Regions from separate parts of the Homo sapiens genome. Here region 1 is linked to region 2. The links are chromatin loops, found by intact Hi-C in ENCODE. Cell type or tissue: HepG2. All regions are shown on one strand. Links, peaks and the distances in the headings refer to the core of each region. The heading gives the core; the rest is flanking DNA. Region 1 overlaps LOC107985948 (a long non-coding RNA gene). Region 2 has its middle 20 kb from the start of LINC01832.

The links. Hi-C counts contacts between places; a loop is a spot of excess contacts. Peaks named below come from ENCODE experiments on the same cell type or tissue, not always from the same donor. Only the 100,000 strongest peaks of a DNase experiment are listed, where the experiment ranks them.
Region 1: it touches region 2 in a loop (3-fold over the local background); 1 of 110 quality-filtered maps calls a loop at or near these places.

Annotation. Positions count from the first base shown.
Region 1 is chr2:138,016,430-138,019,364 of GRCh38, forward strand. All of the region lies in intron 2 of LOC107985948 (a long non-coding RNA gene), which reads right to left. Among named protein-coding and RNA genes, the nearest start is that of HNMT, 53 kb to the left of the region's middle. In HepG2, for the core only: no CTCF peak of the experiment used is centred there; no DNase peak of the experiment used is centred there.
Region 2 is chr2:138,080,499-138,083,433 of GRCh38, forward strand. No RefSeq gene overlaps it. Among named protein-coding and RNA genes, the nearest start is that of LINC01832, 20 kb to the right of the region's middle. In HepG2, for the core only: no CTCF peak of the experiment used is centred there; a DNase peak (open chromatin) is centred at 1,393; H3K4me3 peaks cover 225 bases.

The sequences.
Region 1 (2,935 bases), core at 95-2,594, 64 kb before region 2:
AAGCATGATGTGGAGCACAGCATTTTAGGGCTTGATATTTGCTTATTATAAAAATTGGTGACTTTTTTATGGCCCTGCCATTCTGGGCCATAAAAGTTAAGTAATTTCTAATGCACAACCATAAAAAGAGATGCAAGGGCCATAGGAGAATACTAGATCTTAAGTCTGTGGAACTGCACAGACCCAAATGTATATTTAATGTATTTTAAATGTTTGTTTAATGAGAATAGCTGGCACATAATACTTTATTATTGAAATCATATTTATATGTCACCTCATCAGAATGTTACTTCTAAAAAAATGTGGGCTTCTTGCGAAGTCCCACAGTGGAGTGAGTGGATTAAAATAACCTTGTTAAATAAAGCTGTAGAGCCAGACTTACTGGGTACAAATTCCGGTTGTATTAATTACTCACCAAGTGACATTAGGTAACTTATTTTCTCTCTATTCTCATATTTCTTCATCTACACAATGAAGTGAATCATAGTATCTACCTCAGAAGATGGTTACGAGAAGCCCAGGAGTTAAGCTTCATAAATATGCACATAAAGCATTAGACTCATCAGGAATACTCAAAAATATTAACCACCATTGTTATTAGTTACTCATGGAAACTCAATACAAAATGCAGAGTAAATAAAAAGTTTAAGGAAAATTACAACTAAGGCCAGAGAGCTAGTACTTGTAGGAGCCGACCTAGTTTCTGACCTTGTGATTCTTAGCCACAGGAAGATGGCCTCTGTGTCTTTCAGAGCTAAGCTGGTCCTCCAAGAGACTCAAGGTGCCATCAGGATTCCACCATCCAAGCCCCACCTTAAGGGATCTGCCTCCCTGAGCTATCCATGCTCTAAGTGCCTGTGCTCAGTACTATGTGAAATGGCCCCATCTCAATCCTGCCTGATGAGACTATCCAGCTGGCACATGGATAGAAACCTATAGGCAGAAATTGATGAAACAGTCTTTCTGAAAATTATGAAATGCATCCATCAAAAATTCTCTTAAAAATGTGAAATTACAAATCTGGGGCAATGAGACATTCATTCACTTATTCGTGATATGTACAATTAATCAATATTTATTGAGTACCTCTTTGGTGTGAGGGAGTTTTCTAAGCAAAGGACATATCACAGCAAAACAATAACAACAACAACAACAACGAAGTTCCAGACCTCAGTGACCTGATTTCTAGTGGGTGAAATAGGCAAAAAATAAATATATGCCAGAGAATGATAGGTGGTATTAAGAAAATAAAAGTAAATAAGGGGAAAAGAGTACCAGATGGGGAAATATTAAGTGGAGTGATCAGGGAAGCTCTCTTTGAAAGAACAAGATTTGAACAGAGATTGAAATGCAGTGAAGGAGCAAACCATGCATAGAGTTGGGAGAAAAGCATTTGAAGAAGTACAAATACAAAGGCCCTGATGTGGAAATAAGCTTTACATATCTAAAGGACAATAAGAAGGCGAGGTGGCTTTCTATAGTAGCTGAGCTGAAAGGTCCTAAGATAGATTCAAGTCTAGAGTTGCCACTGTGGGCCACATGTGGGAGGACCTCACTGGGATGCCATGGTTTGAAGGTGAGGCATGGAACCAACTTGCAGAGAGAATGAGAGATGCCAGGAGTCTAAGACCACATGGCCTTTGAATGGGAGATGAGCTTTGGCTGTCTCAAGGAAGGGTTCTTGCAGTTTCTATTCCCATCTGTGTCTAACCTGAACAAATACCATTTTACTCCAGGTATCCTTGTGGGTGTCTGCTTCTTGCCTCCCAAATGTCTTAGGTAGAGCAAAATAGAAGATCTTATTTGGTTGTTACCTCATGAATTAGAAAGATTATTTATTATTATCCTATTTCATAGGTGAGGAAACTGAGATACTAATACACTGAATAATTTAACCCAGCTCCCAAAGCAAGTTGATAACAGGAAGTTAGCCAAACCCTATACCTGCCCGGCCGACTCACACTGTATGTCTGCATATTGGGCAAGTTAAATATGTGATCTTCATTCATCTTAGATGCGGAGTATGACTTCATAGAACTAAATCACCTTTGCCCCCAAATATCCACTTGTACATTGAAGGGGACCTGATTATAAAAGGGAAGAAGAAGCAATCAGAGGATCAGAGTACTATGAAAAAATCACCTCCTTGAATAATGAGATAGTACTCTTTCTAAATACTACACTTCAGTAACAAGTTCATTTTAAGCTTGTCATAAATATCTGATTTTTCCATCCCATTGCCTTAACTTTTGCCTGTATTTCTCTGCCTCACCTCCTACCAGGTCCCAGACATCACCAATTTCATGTTTAAATTATCTGTCATTCATACCCTAGCTCCCCTATGATTCATAAACTGTGCAATACACATCCATAGTACATGATCAACTAATGCAGGATAGTTAAAGCTAAGGATCATGTAATCCATTTCTCAGTGTGATATACACCATAAAAAGGCAACTGCAGTAAAAGGGGGGTTGATTTAAGGGCTCCCTGGGTAACGACAGTCACAATTTCTAAATGTGCCAAAAATTAATTAGGGCTCTGAGTCAGATTGTAGTAATCTCTGTGGCAATGGATTAATAAATACAGCAAGACGCCGTTCTGGAGGCTGCACTGACACATGGGGATACTCTGTATAAGCAGTGCCTTTCCATGATCATATTCTTCTCTTGAAGAATTATCTGTGTTTCCTGGCTTGTCTTAATGATACTTGAAGGACTTTGCAAACAACCTGCTTAGGATAGAAAATGTTGAAATAAATCACAGGGGCCATGAGGTATAGTCCAACCTTGGTGAGTTCTCCAAAGACATTTGCTATAGAAGATGCAGAAAAGTGTCAGTACCTTTATTTATGTTCTACAGCTAACTAATTTCATGCTAATTTCATTTCTATACTGTGATTCCTTTTTCTGCATGTGTTGATATATGGGTTTCA
Region 2 (2,935 bases), core at 195-2,694:
ATAGTGCTGGAAATTAATTAAGAAAACCCAGCTGGCGTCTGCTGCAGGTTGATTGCTTGCTTGTTGGTGGGGAGAACCCCCCCACACATTTGGTCACAGAAGTCTTCTGTGTTGATTATTGTTGTGATATGAGAACAGAGGAAAAACAGTTTGAGTTTTTTCCCCCATGACTGTCCTTTTGTACGAACTGCCTTTTCAGAAGCAATCCATTCGTTCACATTTTTCTGTCACTTCTGCAACCAGTCCTTTGCCACCATGGGCTCAAGTTCCTGATAAAATTCTCAGAATCCAAGGGAATGTTAAAGTCTCTTTGAGGGGTTATTTCTTTAATTATGTTTTCCACCATAATATGAGCTCTATATGTTTCTCATCTTGCTCTCTCGTAAAGCCTCTGTGAAACAAATCTGGAGTATGAGACTAGAATTCTTCAGGCTCAGCCCTTGACACACTTATCCCTTGGCGGATGAGAAAGCCTGCTGTCATCAGGCCCTCAGCATGTTTGCAAAGTGAACATAGTTTTACCATATTCCATTACCTGGTACCTTTCTTTCCCAAGTGCCGTTTGCTGGCCAAAGCTCGCCACTTTGATAAATCCTAGATTATTTCAAGAATTTCACGCTTCAAAATGATCCCACTCCAAGTCTTTAGTAACCATTATTATTATTTCTTATCAATAATAATTACTATTGATCAAAAACAATCATGAAAGAAGCTGATCTCAGCTTTTTAGGAATAATACAATCGCATTATAGTAATTTATTTCTAAGTTAGAAATGATCGCTAAACCTAATAAATACAAGTTCTTATTGAGTTATATTGGGATAATTGTAGCTTTCCATGAAGTCATAAGGAATAATACAGAGAGAGCTCATGTACCATTTACCCAGTCTTACCCTTACATTTTGTAATAGCAAAATCCACAATCAGAATATTGACACTGATATAACTCACCAGTCTCAGAGTTCTCTAGTTTTACATGTACACACTTTTGTGCGTGCGTATTTACTTCTATACGGTTTTATCACATATGCAGTATGTGTATACAGATTGGAAAAAGACAATCCCAAAAGGTTACACACTGTACAATTCCATTCATATTCTATTCATATAACATTTTTGAAATGGCAAAGTTACAGAAATGGAGAACAGACAGTGGTTGCTGGGGTTTACAGATGGGGAAAGGGAAATAAGAAGGTGTGGCTTTCCTTGAGTACCCTTTTTCCACTCCATATAATTTTTGTGAGATTCATCCAAGTTGTTTATATCCGTGGTTCAGTGGGTTTTTTTCCTTTTTTTTTTTTTTTTTTCCTGACTAGTGTTCCACAGTATGGTTATGCCACAGTTTGTTTAACCATTAACCCATTGAAAAACATCTGGGCAGACTCCAGATTTTGGCTAATACAAATAAAATTCCTGTGAACATTCGTGTACAGGTTTTTGTGTGAACAAATGTTCTCATTTGTCTGGAATAAATACCCAGGAATGCAAACGATGGTACATACAGTAATTGCATACTTAGTTTTATAAGAAACTGCCTCTTTTCCAGAATGGCTGTGCCATTTCACATCTATACCAGCAATATATGAACAATCTAGTTTCTCTGCATCCTTGTCAGCATGTGGTATCATCACTATTTATTATTTTAGCCATTCTGGTAAGTGGATAATAATATTTCATTGTGGTTTTAATTTGCATTTCCCTAATGACTAATAATGTTGAACCTTTTTTGTGTAGTTATTTGCCATTTGTATAGCTTCTTCAGTGAAATCTCTTCATGTTTCTTACTCATTTTTTAATTGAATTATTTGTTTTTTACTGTTGAGTTTTCATGGTTTTTTATATAGCCTAAAAACTAGTCCTTTGTCATAATGGATTTTGCAATGGTTTTCCTTAGTCTGTAGCTTGTCTTTTTTGTCTCTTCATATGAGTTTTCACAGAGCAAAAGTTAATTTTGGAGATGTTCAATAATTTATCAATTATAATTTATAATTTATAAAAAATAATTATCAATTTTTCCTTTCATGAATTGTGCTTTTTATGTCAAGCTACAAATATTTTAAAGAAGGTTTCATTAGTCAAAAAGCAACTTTAGGAATTGATAAATTATAGTATATTCACACAATGGAATATTACACAGTAATGAGAACAATTAATTTCACAACAGGCAAAAGTATGAATGAGTCTCATAAATAGAATGTTGATCAAAGAAACCAGACACAAAAGAGTACATACTATACAATTCCATTTACATAATGTCTTAAAAGTATCAAATTATGGTGCCAACTTTTAGAAGAGAGATTACCCTTCTGAGGTGAATAATGGGGTGCCAAGTAGCAGGAGAGGGTGTCTGGAATGCTGAGGTTGCTCTATTTTCAATCTGGGTGAAAATTACATGAGTGTAATCAGTTTATGAAAATGCATCAAGCTATACACTAATGATATGTATACTGTATACAGGTTGTATTTCAGTTTAAAAAAATAAAACCACACAGAAAGTATCTTTTATAAGTAAGGGCAGTGCCATCCCCCACAATTAAAGAAGAGTGATATCCCACACATGACAAACCTTCTGAAATTTTGCCTCCATCACTATTTGTTGCAGGAGCATCTCTAGCAAATATAAAATGATTCTACCTAAATATTGTTGAACTGTCCACAAGGCAGTTGGTTTTATTTGGGTTATGCAGTTTTAGCTCTAATTTGTGATGAGATTAAGAGAAACCTTAAGGTCGCCTAGCTGGAAGTCCAATACTCTGCAGACACATGCATTGTTTCTTTTGCAAAGCTCTTTGGCCCTTCAAGAGCTAATTTAAATAATCAATTTTATTGATGTATAATTTACGTGTAATTAAATGCACCCATCCATTTTAAGTATATGGTTCAATGGATTTTGACAAATGTATACAATTGTGTAATCATCACCACCACAATCAAG